Linked DNA regions of Homo sapiens: region 2 is linked to region 1. Evidence: read pairs that join two places in POLR2A ChIA-PET (ENCODE). Cell type or tissue: PC-3. All regions are shown on one strand. Each heading gives the region's core, and the rest is flanking DNA. Links, peaks and the distances in the headings are about the cores only.

Region 1 (7,517 bases), core at 2,416-6,415:
GAATGGTAGCTGTCATGTTTCTGAAGAGTTCTTTATTGTTGGCAGCTCTGATTACAATCTCATTTTTTTCAGATGTAATTTTAGAATTAGGATAGGCTGGGGACATATGTGCCAACAAGTGGAATCTATTCCCAACAACCCATCTCACCAAGACTGATGAAAATCTAGTCCTCTGTTGAATATGGCAACCAATCCCAAGAAGAGATTGCCTTCTGTCCACTTAAAAATTTACCAACTCTGGGAAATGGTCATTTTAATTTTTTGAGTTTGAGGGTTTTTTCTAACTTTTACTTGAATAAGATGCTACTGATGAAAATCCTTTCCCTGTTCTCGTGTTGACCCCGTCTGCCTAGCTTTTCAATTGGGATTAAATTTTAACAAATTCTCAATTGTGTGTGCTGATGTTATCACAGAATGTTATATCAGGCATTATAAATAATTCCTAGGCAATATTTAGAATGGCTGCAAGCCATTTTTAGAATTGGCTGAGAATTATTTACAATACCCTGCTCCCACATTTTGCCTGTCATATGTTCACTATGCATTTTTCTTAAAATCCTTCAAGGCAGTGAGGATATCGCTGCTACTGAGGGGTGTATTCCTGAGCCAAGTTAAGGATGGTGAAAAGTATATTTTTCTCCCCAAAAGCCTAAGTGAACTACTCGCAGTTCCTTAAATTCACCGTGGTTTAGTTTGCCTCCAGGTTATGGCTCACACCATTTCTTCTGTCTGGGGCCCCTTTTTTCTTGTTCCCTTCCTATCCACCCATCTCAATCTCTTTGCTAATTGCTACTGTTGCTCCAGAAAGCCTGTCCTGACTTTTAAAGTTAGATTTAGTGCCTCCCTCTACAAGTACCTTGTGCTTATCTGTGCTCTGTTTACTGGTCTGTCTTTCCCATTGTACTAAGAGCCCATGAAGGACAGAAACTGTCTTTTTCTCTATTGTGTGCCGGAGGGATAGTAAACATATTTAACAAGCAGTGGTAAATATTAACAAGCCTGGAAAACTGATAGAGTGGGGTTACGAAGGCTCCCTGCTGTGTCAGGGTATAAGAAGACAATGTGGAAGACTTCTAAATGAACCCAAATTTAGTAGGTGTCTTCAATAGAAAAACAGCACATGACATTGAGCACTTTCTCCTAGACTATTTGATTTTATGGAGTTTAGACCTTTCATTATCTTGAGCTATCCTATAGCTCTGTAGACAGAGAAATTAGCTTGCAGAAAACTGATAGTAATGTAATTAATTATTGTCTATAGGCATGTGAAAAATATCGTCTAGTAGATGTTCAACTGATTCTGCCCTGCCAATACCCAGCTCCCCCCAACACCCCCGTCCACACCTACTGTGGAAGAAGCCAGTGTTACACCTACTAAGTAAATTAATTTCAACATGTCTGAAGGGCCTATATTTTTCTGGCCTTTGAATTCTCCTTTGAACTGGTTGTAACAACTTTTCCAGTTCCTTTATTCATTGATTAATGAGTTAAATAAAATCTTTGACACCCGTTCATTTTATGTCTGTATGAGAGTCATGATTATAACTTTTTTCTTTATAAAAACTATCTTAAAGGGACGTAGAGATTTTCTACTGAGATTCTTTAGGGGAAAAAAATCTAACGAAGAACAAATCTTCCTCTTTCATGAAAGGCTAAGGTTCTTTTTAGTTGTGTTACCTTTATGTTTACTTTTAAATGCTTTGTTGTCTCTTTGATTAAATGAACAATCATGTATTGTCTCTCAGGCACCCACAGGAGGTTCTATCTTAATCACATGTCTAAATTTCCTCTGACATCCTTTTTGATTTTTGCCTTCAAAAAATCAAATTCTAAGAAAAGAAAAAATAAAACTTTCAGAGTATCTTTTATACCTAAAACTATCCTTGAGATTTCCCAGAAGATCTCTGGAAAATTAATGATTAGTTTCTATTAAATGATGCTAGAAATAATTAGGTTTGTTTAACGAATTGGCACAGCAGAAGAGATGCTCAGATTTCCCAAGGTTAAATTTCAATACATAAGACGTATTAATATAAATATTTCAGAAATTGTGTGTTGTTTTCATGGGAAATTCTTAGAGGTCTATCAATGCCCACATTATCTAAAATATGTTCCTATTGATCAGAATTCTGGTGGTAGTTTGCCTGATAATATTCTGCAAAAATAGTATAGTGTTAGCAGTCAATTTCAGCTATTTTTTAAAATGCCTACTTGGAACAAACCTACTTTTATAATTTGAATCTAGCATCGTCTGGCCGGTGATTCTAAATTAGAGAGGCACATCAGACTTACCCATAGAGTTTTATAAAAATACACATGTCTAGTCACTACTCCAGAGTTACTGAATTTCTTTACTTGATATTCCTGGTATAGTCTTGATATATTATGTATGCAACATCTCGGAAATATTGTATATTATATCTCAGGTTTTTTCTCTATAAAAATTATATTCATGCATTTATAAATTAGATATAACATTTGTATATGGACTTAATATTATCCTTAGAAATATTTTGTCTAAACTCAATATTATCCTTAGAGATATTTTGTCTAAACTTTTTTTGGAATGGTAATATGATTTTGTTTTGTATCCCACAGAAGAAACCAAATTTCAGTTGCTTTGTTCTGAACTAATATAAGATCTTTCATATTTGAAAATTATCAGTAATAAATAACCATACCTATTTCACATTTCTGTCAAGTGCAGATAACTTTTACTTTACTTACTTTACTCTGATTCTCACCTGAATAAGCAGAATTGTATCAACATTTGTGTTGCCAAAGATCAATAAGAATTATCTAAGAATAAATTCTTGTGTAAAGATGGCATTGCTTACCAATGGGCCGAGTCAGGATTTTCAAACTCTTTTTAGCCAAGAGGCATAAGGCTTCTTGAATCCAAGATCTGGTGGAACATAATTTAATTACATAGGACCGAATGAACTGATGAGGAAATTTTTATTATAGATCTTTATTTAGGATACTGTTGGTGTTCTTTTAATGTACTCTCTTCTTTATCTGCAAGCAAGTCCTCCTTTTTTATTCTTAACCTATCTGTAACCAATAACAGTTTAGTAGATGCTGCTATTGGAAACGAAAATGAAGCATTTTTAAATGATATCTAATTGTCACTAACCCGTTTCCCTCTCCCTTCCTCCCCTGCCTCCCGTAACCCCAAATCAGAAATTCTTACTCAATCTCCTTATTGTTCATGGAAAAATAGTTATTTCAACAGGCTCAATAAGAATCTGTCCACCTTTATACCATGATATAATTAGAAAAATCAGGTATGCAACTAAGTTCTTGCCTGGAATGTCATATTTGAGAATAATTCTCATTAATCAGGTGTGACAGCCACTGTTAAGAGAATAAAATTGAATATTTTACTTATGACTTTCTTATGGAACCAATGCCCATAAAGGCCTCTCAGAAAGACTGGCCTGGAACCTGGCTTACAGAGGCCCTGCCTGACACATACTGAGAAAAGCTACCTTCTGCTAGACCAGGGACATTGAGAAGAGAGGAATTCGCCCACATTTGTAGGAACTGCAGGTAAAATTAGGTCAAGAGAGTTTTTTGGGCTTAGTTTCCTAGCTTTGGCATAACAAATAACAGGCACTTTGAAAAGCCCAAACTGAAATTCTTTACGAAAACTTCCCAACAGAGGTTAATTTTGTGATTATTCAATACCGCAGAGCTCTAGATTTCCAAAGCAAACTGTAGAAGTCCTCTCACTGCAGCTGTGCAAACGATCAGGCCAATTGTAATGAGACTGGCCTTACGAGAAATTTTCCTTATCATTATTCTTGATCAAGGTTGGGGAGATAGTAACAAAAAATTTGAAAGATTTTTAATTGGGCCAAAAGATTGCCAGGTGTCATCCGTGGAAAACTGTGCCTTGTTTGAAGCACACCGTTCAGTTCAGGATTAGCTGATTCTACAGGGTTTGTGCTTTTAATTGTCTGAGTTATTTTATAATTGTATAGAGATAACTAGATATAGTTAACTCTATAGAAGCAAATTGTACAACACTGATATAAGGCAAATAATTCTTGTCTGTAGACATGCAAAGAATTGTTGTGCTGTAGAAATTCAATTAACTTCCCTCTCTGCTGTGGAGGAAGCCAGTTTTGCATTGCTTAGCCAAGTTTGTTTCAACATTCCCTCCTGATGGGCTTATACATTTGTCTGGTCTTCAGGTTCTCACTGAGGTTTTTGTGACAGCTTTTCCAGTTATCTCATCATTTAATAAGTTAAATAAATTGTTGACATTTGTTTATATCTGTATAAGAGCTGTGATGATACCCTATTTTGAAAAAATTTCCTTGAACTAGGTATAAACCTTTCTACTACTGGATGACAAACATCCCTGGAAGTTTGGGGAAGAGTCACTGGGGAGCTTAAGGTAGCCACTATAACTAGTGAAATTATTTTAACACCTGAAGAACTGGTTTGTCTTCATGTTGTCTGAATACTAGCCTGGTCATGTCCTAGTATTTGCATAGTACCTACCAGGAGCAGGCACACCAAAAGCCACATCCACCCCCACTATCACATTGAATCATAGATTAAAAAAAGAAAAAGACCTGTATAGATGGTTGGATGGAGACATGGTTTGGACATTTGTCAACTCCAACTCTCATGTTGAAATGTGATTCCCAGTGTTGGAAGTGGAGCCTAGTGGAAGGTGTTCGGATCACAGGCGCAGATCCCTCATGAATGGCTTGGCACCATCCCCTTGGTGATAAATGAGTTCTTGCTCAGTTAGTCCACGGGAGATATTTGTGTTCAAATTTTCTCATGATTCCACAAAAATTCCAGACAATTCCTAGAATAAAAACACAAAAATAATAAAGCATTTTTTTATGTAGAGTTAGTAGCTCAGGTAAGGAAGTTTTAGGAAACTTCCTAGAGCTACTTCTCCGATTAATAATAATTAACATTTAATAAACATGTGCTATGCATATGCCTGTTACCACTGTAAGAATGTTACTCATATTCCCTAATTTAATCCTAAATAGACCTAAGACCAACATATTTCTATTAGATCCATTTTTTATATGAAAACAATGGGGCACAGAGCTATTAACTTGCTCAGATTATATAGCTAGTTGCATTCTCAGGATGCTAACACAGACATTCCTAACTGTTCTCCTATATCACTTCTCATGAAATGTGAGCTTAAAAAGCTTACAATTGAGTGGGCCCAGCGGCTCACGCCTGTAATTCCAGCACTTTGGGAGGCCAAGGTGAGTGGATCACATGAGGTCAGGAGTTCAAGACCAGCCTGGCCAACATGGTGAAACCCTGTCTCTAGTAATAATCCAAAAAAAAATTAGCCAGGCATGGTGACACATGCCTGTAATCCCAGCTACTCAGGAGGCTGAGGCAGGAGAATTGCTTCAACCCAGGAGGTGGAGGTTGCAATGAGCAGAGATCACACCATTGCACTCCTGCCTGGGCAACAAGAGTAAAATTCCATTTCCAAAATAAATAAATGAATAAATAAAAGCTTACAACTGTTCACATATCATAGTTTTCTTTTAAGATTAGAGTCAATTTACTCAGTTGGTCTTCTGATCAAAATTTTATTTCCCCTGCAGTTCTCACAACAGCCCTATAAGAGAGGTGGTCTTATTCCCATTTTGCAGATAAGAAAACTAAGGCTAAACTGTCATAATATTTAAATTTATCACCACAATGTAACATTTGCTGTGAAACGTTTTCTGCTGAATTAGCCCATATTCTTTTCTACTGTGCCCACATGTGCTTTGCCTGGTTTTAATTTGTATAATTGCTCGAAGCTACATTTCCTTTGTTATAGGCATGTGATTTCCGACCTCTGGCCTCTGCACCTGTTAAAGTCTGGCGTGCTCAACTCTGTCCCTCATGGAGTAGGTGCACCCCTCTCTAAGAGGAGCCTTTTCATGCTCTTGAGGGCACTTGGGAAACTGTTTTGGGACGTTATTGTCCCTGTCAGTGGAAGATGTAAAGGACATAGCCAACCAAGTAAGAGGATCACAAAGGTAAGCCCAGAGATAAGCACATCTTCGAGGGGAGTGATGTCCCTTCTTTTTCTTTGTCTTGCCATCCTATGTACTGTATTCACTAGCTTTAAGTGAGTACTTTTTTTCTTTTTTTTTCCTTTATTAGCAGTTTTTCTGCATGCTTTGTCCATCTCCTTTGATCTGGACTTCTGTCAGAGGAAGAATCACAGCACTGTTGCTCCCGTGGCAATCCTAGTATTGCTCTGTAATGACTTCAGTGGTGTGTTCTTGGCTGCCTCTAGCTTGATTTCAGCTGCTTTTTGTTCACTCAGTGGCAGATTGTTAAATAACATGTGTTTCTTATGTACCAAGTTCCTCATCCATGTGGCATCTGACATTTTCATTATTGCATGTAACAAACTTCACAGCATCTACAGTTGCAGTCCTTAGCTCTTAGTTCAGCATTTACTTATGCTGGGTCTTTGCTCTCTAACACACAGAGACATTGCCAACCCATTGGGGTAGATCAGTCAATGTGAAAAATAGATGTGTTGTTTGTTTCTTGTAGCCACTGTGTGTGTTAAAGCTGGGGCTTAGTTCCTCTTTCTGGCACGGGAACATGGAAAACTTCCACCTCTGCTGCTGTAGGGGTGGGTGGAGACGAGAAGCCATCTTCACCTCTGCCTGAAGGGATGGGTGGAGACAAGAAGCCAAACTCCCTCTGGAGCTCCAGCCTCTGTTTCCAAGTGCTGGTGAATGTCATGGAGATGCTTTTGTTTTAGCATGTTTAAAATCGGACTCACTCACCTCTTTTCTCTTATCTCTGAATCTTCTCCCTTCCCCTCTGTTTCTATTAAAGCAATCGCCATTTCCCCATTAATTCCTTCTCTGAAACTGCTTTCTCTGCCTCTTTTCATGCTTGATATCTACCTGGTTGCAAGTCTTGCCACTTTACCTTTTGTACCTCGCTGCTATCATCCCTCTTCAAATTCTCTACGTTTAGTTCCTCTGTATTATTCGCTTTTTCTTCAAGAATTACATTTAGGCAGGACTCCATATCCCCATATTTTCATACAGTTGCCTATCACCTTCCACCATATTAGGTCCTAGAGAGATCTTTGCACAATGGGGAGGGGGTGTCCCAGACAAAAGTGTCTTCCTTATTACTAATTAGGGTTTGAGTTTCAAAACACTTTCAGCTCTGCTCCAGTGAAGGGGGCTGGGCTGTATTTGAGATTCGAACCCACCTTCCCTCCAACTCCCATACTCCTTACTGCGGAGAGAAGATATCGTTTAGGCCACGTGTTCCAGCTGTTCCTTACCTGAAACTTACTGAATTTGGCTGGAAAAGGGAAGTCTGCCTTCCAAGCAGGAGGGATGCCAGACATTGCTCTACTAATCAGATAAATTCAAATATGAGCCAAATTATTTAAAAAGTAACTTTCGGCTCTTCTTGCCTCCCACCAATCCTTCATGCTACTAAGGCAACCCCATCCTCCACCCTTCTGGATCCCATTCTGGCCTTGACGT
Region 2 (7,517 bases), core at 1,457-5,456, 410 kb after region 1:
CCTTACTTCTGATTCAAACTGCCGCCTCTTTTTAGATGGTGGTTAACTTCACTTCTAGCCACTGAACTTCAACCTGATTTCCAGTTTCTTGTTTCTAGCTCCCTGTGGCATGATTTAGGATTACCTAAGAGAAACAAGGCCTAATGTTTTTTGAATGCCTACTAGTGTTGGGCATTTTATGTGTTAGTTTGTTTAATCCTCACATAAACAACTTTGTTCTCCTTTTAGATTTGGGAAAATTTAAGTATAAATAATTTAATAATTTTCCTGAGATCACTGTTGGTTGTTAAGAAGCAAGCTTGGATTCAAACTCAAGTACAATTCTAAACTCCATAACTTTTACAGCATTTCACATACATTTCAAACATAACACTTTCTTCACATCATTGACTAACTACACTTTCTAAGCATTTCAGGATATCATCCATGCATTGCAAGATATTCTTTTTAATGTATCTCTGTTTATCTCGTCTCCACCCACCTCATTTGACCCTCATCCAAGTCTTCAGTAACCTCACCCTTAGGTCATCCCAGTGACCTCTCTCCTTACTCTTCATTTCCAACTTTTCCTGCACAAAACTACCCAATCCATTTTCCTGAGGCTCTGTTTTCCTACAGTCATTTCTAGAACCTAGAATATCACCCATAATCTACCCATCAAAGCCAAATTATAGATTCAGAATTTTTCTTCAACTTGCTCTAAGCTACTTGTCCAAAGTGTTTGCTATTTTCTTAATTCACTTCACTCACAGCAATTGTTTTACTGGGTTCTTCACACTCTGCTCTTTGCCACTCCTTTCCTACTTCCAGGAATCCTTTCCTTCTCTTTTTGGCCAATCCAATCTTACTCTGGTTCAAAGCTTCCAGTGACTTTTTTCTTCCGAGAAAGTCATTTTGCTTGTCTACAGCCCACTGGGATCTCTTCTCCTCTGACCTCCTGCAGCGTTTGCAGATGCACCATGCGTTTATCTGTTGCCTTATTTTTGCCTTTCATCATTCGAATGTCCTGGTATTAAAAATAAACTTTTGAGGACAGAGGTCCTTTGTGCTACTCTTTAGAGCTTGGCATATAGAAGGCACTTGTGGTGTCCTCAATACACTATGACTGACATGAACTGGGTACTTAGAAGGGACCATCATCCTGCCACACAGAGCCCACAGCCTCCCTGAAAATCTTGACTATAACCTGCTTGTCCCACAGGTGGATGAGACACCCCATCTTTGATATTATATATGCCAAATAGGAAACAACAAACGCTGTTTATTTAGCTCTTACCTAGGTTTCATATCTAATACAGTCATGTACGAAAAATGAATTGGACTTACATGCTACCATTCTTCAGAATCTTCATATAATAACTGAAAATGTAATGCCTATTGTTTGCAGTCATGGGGGAGAGAGAACGCTATGAGATGAACAGTAGTGTATCACTAGGTTTCTTATGTGTAGTCACAATTCTCTCTTCTTACCAAAGGGCATGCTTACAAAGTAGTATTTGAAGGATATCTAAAGTCCTCTCTGTCTCTGAAATGGGATCTCTTATGAAATAGGCTGGAAAGATTCTAAAGAGCAGAAAAGGTATGATTTACTCAAGTTCTTCTTGGGCTGAACCCAATACTTGAACTATTTTCAAGATAGTGCCCACTGCAGAGATGTTTATTGTACCCTGATGAAGATGGATAATGTGACAATAAATAAGGTAAATGGCTGGAAACCCAGAGTTCAGACATCCTGATGGCTCTTGAATAGTAATCTGGGCAACTCAACTCAGTGTAATATGAGACAAAGATCAGGGCCTCTGATGAGATTCAGCTTCTCAGCGAGAGCACGCATGATATGTAGGAAGCACTGCTTTACCTTTCCAATATTTTAAAACACATTGTCATCATTAGTGGAAGGCCATTTAAAGGTCTATAGAATTCCAACAGAAAAATCAATGACTAGTATAGGATAATACTAAGGTCACATAAAAATGGACATTAAATGGTCAGATAATTCCCAGAGATTTGCTGTGTGATTTCCAATGGGGCATCTAATAGAAGAGTGATTAAGTAGAATTTTAAATGCTCAGCAATACCTCTGCTTTGTTTGCAAATTAAAATTAGAACTGGATTTTAAATAGAATTTTTAAAAAATTTTATTTATTCTTACTTACTTTTAGAGAAAGGGTCTTTCTCTGCCACCCAGGCTGGCGTGCACTGGCGTGATCATAGTTCACTATAACCTCGAACTCCTGAGCTCAAGTGATCCTCTCACCCCAGCCTCCTGAATAGCTGGAGGTGAGAGGACACATGCCTGTAGACCCTGCCTGTAGACCCAGATATTTAGGAGGCTGAGGTGAGAGGATCACTTGAGCTCAAGAGTTCGAGGTTATCATGAACTATGATCATGCCAGTGCACGCCAACCTGGGTGACAGAGCAAGACCCTTTCTCTAAAAGTAAATAAAAAAATATAAAATTTTTAAAAATAAAGCTGAATCTACACTTTGGTATGCCAAAACATAACCTAAATTGTATGATGATGTAGAAACACAGTGATACAAAATACACCTGAAAACAAATGGCAAAAATTATCACTTTTGGTATTTTATTTTATTTAATCCGCTGACCAATTCTGTGACATAGATATTTGTATCCTCATTTTACAGATAAGTATATTAAGCCTTGGAAAGATTAAATAACTTGCTCAAGGTAAAAATTACAAAGAGGTAGAGCTAGGACTCAGAGCTAATTCACTTCCCTCACTTCGCTATTTGAAGTTTTGAGAAATCCTGGAGTAAATAAATCCATTTCACATTGTTTAGACCAAGGTTTTCCATACTCATTTAACCAAAAAAATCTTGTCTTTCATAGAATAGCTTCTAAAAGCTCAGGTCACTAATGTTCTGTAGCACATACTTTGGAGAATTCTACACTGGGAAGATGAGTAGTTTGGGATATCACATCTCACTACATTGAAAGGAACTGTCTGAGTAGTTGATTACAATTCAGTGTGTGGTCAAGCATGAACACACAAGTCAAACTGCATGCCTTGGTGTGACAGTTTAAAAGAGGATCAAATCTAGTTTAGCTTCTAAATCAGAAGTGCACAGAGCTATTTGGCCAAAAGTAACCCTTAGGAACTATCAACCAAGTCAACAAATCAGTTGTTGGTCTCATTTGAGATTCTGATCAAATCAAGCAAGAGAAATTGTGGGTGAAACCTTTCTTCTCCAAGGTTGCTCTAGGTTTAAGGCAGATGCAATCATTAACTTTTTCAACATTAAGTATTTGCAAAAACAGTCAATGGTACTGCACCTCCCCCGCTGGAAACCATAGCTCTGAATCATTTCTCCTGGAAAACCCAGATGACCTGGCTGACAGCTTCGTGTTTCTACTGAAACCTGTGAGTCAGGAGGCCAAGGAAGTTCCCTGTAAACAATTTCATGCAGCCATTTAGATGTGGTTACAATGAAACAGCTAGTTTTACATGGCCTCAACAATTAGCCATTATATTTCAAGCTTTTAAAATTAAAAAATGAGCGCTTCTTTTCCTACTTTTGGCTCCACTCCATTACTGCCCAGTGAGTAGGAGGAGAAGAATTGGGAAGAGGGGTAGAAATTAGGTAAGGTGTGATTAAGAATATTATTGCTATTTTAAAATAGTCATTTTATATTTCGACGCAATGACGCGACAAATGCCCTGCAAATCAAAATTTCCTTGATAAAAAAAAGTCAAATTAATCAAGATAACTTGACCACCCTTAGGGCAATGCCTAGGTCTTATCTGTTTTATGTTCCAAGAACCTAGCACAGTTCTTCACACTATATAAAATCAACATAAAAAAGAAAACACTGCCACAACCAATAAAATCAAACCCTAACCTTGAAAGCTGGCCATGGAAAAAGACTTTCCATCTGAAGGAGGAAATAGACTCTTCTATCCCCAGCTCTAATCCTCTGACTACACCTTTCCCTTGAGGACCCCTCATTTTTCCTGCCATTAACACTTTCCTGGCCTGTGGGGACATTTCTTCTTTATCATCCAGTATATCTTTTTGTAGCAAAATTGAAAAGAGGCTACATATTTAAATAAGACTTTTATTTAAAGCCTATTGATAAGAAAATGGAGAGACCCAGAGATGAATGTATAACTAGATACAAATCATTTTCATTTGGGGAATACTTTAAGATACATTCTGCTTAGTTCTTAACCTGCTTCTATATTATAAAAGTCATCTTTCTTCACTATGACAAACGAAAAACCTCAATTTCTACATTCCTTAAGACCTAAGGAAAAAAAAAATAAAATTCTCTTTCTTAACTAGTACCTGCTTGACCCTGTTTATTTTTTTATAGCTGTTGGAAATATTACTTCATTTCCCAAAGACCTAGAAGAGTACACCATACACAGCAAGTACTCAGTCCGGGGGCTGGCTGATTCAGAAAATCCTTGGGTTAAACCACAAAAACCTGAAGGCAGCAACTTAGCTGAAAACAATGAATTCAAGCTGGAGTTTGATTTTGTGGAATGCTGGCTCCTGGTCAGCCTGCAGCAAGGGTGTCTACCTAAGTATTTCCACCTCCTGGTAACTAGTTTCTATCCACTTTCCTAAGAAGCTCCCTACCTGCAGGTTGGCAGATTCTGAATGTGAGGATGTTTTCACAACATTTAATACTCCTGGGGGTCATTTGCAAAGGTGATTTGACAGAAAATGTCAATTAACAATTTATGGGAAGATCTCTTTCCTGTAATTGATCCTTTTAAGGAAATACTTTGCTTCAGGTTATAGTTTCCATAGCTAACTTACAAGAGTATCATGTTTTTACAAAAAGTCAACATAATAATAGTAGAGATGAACTCTTTTATATGACTAATTCTTTCCACATATTAAAAAGACTGTTTTGAAGTAATTCCTGCCCTTTGAGCTGTGACTTTTCAATTCTTTATAAAATTAACATTTAAAAATATATACAGACAATTGAGAATTTTTTCTATAATGAGAATGCACACATATATGTATGCATATAATACATATGTGGAATTAATGTCAAGAACCAGTATAGTAGGTGGTGACAAAGCTATTTGCCAAAATTTGTTCCATACCGTAACTTCCTTTTTAGAATATTTATATGTTTGATGTGTTTAATTAAAGATAGCCCTTTGAGATGCAAAAATATCTTTTCGCAAAATTCTGAGGATTTGGGGGATCAAAGGAGCGCAGTTTTTTGGATGGAAAAGCGAGGTTTCTTCAAGGAGGAGTCTCACTGACAAAGGGTAGTTAAGTAACTCTGCCAAGGTCAACGTCAACTTCAGTTACTGGTTACATATTTTACAGTAAACACTGACTGCCCAAGTTAACATTGCCCATGATGGTTAAATGGAGGCCCTCCATTATCCCCTCTCCTGGTTCATTTGGTAGAGGTAACGAGAGAAGGCTGTGCATGCACTCTGGTTCATTTCCCTTTCATCTCTCTCATGCCTTTTATTCCCTCTTTTAGTCTTATGTTTGAAAACTGAGAGTCTGTCAAAATCATATCTGTGAGCTGTTGCCACAAAGCCTCAAATTCCACCTTTCTGTTCCTGCTTCATTCATTTTTCTTTCACCCATTCAGGCTTTCAGGTAAGGAAGTTTCTTCCTGAGCTATACCCATGGGCCTATTCTTTTGTTTCTTAAACTCAGTACTACTCTTCATGTATTGATTTAGCCTGCATATAACACAAGCAACTTTAAAGTGGGTGCAAATGTTCTCAGGCCACCAAAGATCCACTCTCTGATCCTGCGCAGGTCTAGAGGACTTGCCAAGCCTTGACTGGTCATTTCTCTTTCCCAAATCCAATTCCCTCAGGCTAGAGCAGCTAGAAGACCTCCTTATTTGTATAGCCATCCCATGCTGAAGAGTTGTAAATCAGATGTTTCTTTAGAAGTTGCCTTGGATTCCCCAGCAGGAGTCTAGGATCACAGTGTTTCTGGTGTGTCTGCAGAGAAAGAGTCTCAGTGCTGAACAGGACGTGATAAACCCAGTTATTGCTGGAGAAGGTGGAAGAATGGATATTGGCTATGCTTCTCTCCCTTTTGGTAATTCCCAAGAGATATGTATGTCCCTGCAGCTTAGTATCTGACCAGGCTATATTTCAGGGATAACTAACAAATAATGCTCAACTTATTTTGAAGATGTCTTTCTTACTAATCACTGGCTTACCAGACAGCTGTTTAGTTTCTTTCTGTTGGTTTCTAGTCTCTTCTCTGAGTCAGGTCTCCTGGTGTCCTGGTGCAGAGACTGCAGGCCCCTGAAGTACACAGTCCTGCCCTATCCACTCCCTTCCTTTCTCTTTTGCTCCCTTTTTCTAGATAGAAATCTTATGTTTTCTCTGCGGATTCCTGGGTTCCAATCTGCCGTGGTAGTCTAGGGGTGAAGAGATCCTTCTACCACCATTCCAGTGGCACTATGACACTGTTGCTAAGCACTAGTGATTCTGTTTGCAGGCTGATGTTTACTGGGGAGGACCTTCATGCCACAGGCTCACTACAATGAACACTTCAACCTAACTGCTGGCTCTTTTGGGGCTACCTTTAACAAAGGCATTTTCTCAGCCCAAAATGTTACCATGGTCACTGGAATGGAGGTTGATAGAACTATATATAGTTCCAATCTCTATGGCTATGGGTTCAAGTCAAACACTTGATTACAATATGGATCTTTGACTTTTCTGTAAACAGCATAGCCCAAGAATGCCATGTTATGTGCCCATTTTTTAAGCTGTGTTATGATTGCACTTTCTTAGTTTTCCATTACCCATCGAGTATTACTTTGTCTATGTGGATCACAGAAGAATTGACACCTTATGAAAAGATTTTAAAAGGGAAAAAAATACATATACTCTCTATATACATGAATTGCAGAAAGATTGACATTTTGTGCAAAACGTACCAAAGAAAACACAGTCCATGAAGAGTTTTTCATCATATATAGAGAGAAAAACAGAATGTGATCAATAAGGCTATGTAGTTATTGACCTGCAAACACTTGGCTAAAGAAAATGCTCTTCTGATAAATCTAGAAAAAGAGCCAAACACCACAAAGGAAAGGTCTAACAAAATAACCCATCGAGTTCCATTCACATGTCTGAGGCACTCAGAGGTGAGGGGGTAGCATGGGCCACGGGCATGCTGGCAGCCTGCCTTCCCCATCATGTTCATGCTTTCTAACGTGATCATTCTTCTAACCGGAATCAGTTTTCAACTGCAGGAGCCTGCCCTATTTTACAAATGGTTGAGATATTTTGCTGCCATCTTCAGAAGCACTGAAACCTCAGCCCTGGGGAGAACCCAAAGCAGTGGCTACTGCCTGAACTCATGGATAACTGGAAGCATTCCCCGCCAATGCTTTGAGCTCTCTCTCTCAGGGCAGGTTACAAAGGTTTTGCTCCCTAGGAACCAAAGTGTTTCTCCTTCCTCATGTTCCCACGAAACCATTTCTGAAGATCCAGCTCAGGATTGCCTTCAACTTGGTAGAGGGAATGAGAAATGTATTA

Evidence for each region. ChIA-PET counts read pairs that join two places held together with the same protein. Peaks named below come from ENCODE experiments on the same cell type or tissue, not always from the same donor. Only the 100,000 strongest peaks of a DNase experiment are listed, where the experiment ranks them.
Region 2: POLR2A ChIA-PET joins it to region 1 with 8 read pairs; 1 of 35 experiments calls an interaction of 5 or more read pairs at or near these places.

Annotation. Positions count from the first base shown.
Region 1 is chr18:27,786,583-27,794,099 of GRCh38, reverse strand. It overlaps LOC105372042 (a long non-coding RNA gene), which reads right to left. Exons shown (of 4, transcript XR_935324.3): 1 at 7,310-7,517; 2 at 4,587-4,828. Among named protein-coding and RNA genes, the nearest start is that of CDH2-AS1, 130 kb to the left of the region's middle. In PC-3, for the core only: no CTCF peak of the experiment used is centred there; a DNase peak (open chromatin) is centred at 4,519.
Region 2 is chr18:27,374,392-27,381,908 of GRCh38, reverse strand. It overlaps LOC105372041 (a long non-coding RNA gene), which reads right to left and starts at 6,402. Exons shown (of 4, transcript NR_188026.1): 1 at 6,185-6,402. In PC-3, for the core only: no CTCF peak of the experiment used is centred there; a DNase peak (open chromatin) is centred at 3,368; H3K27ac peaks cover 2,119 bases.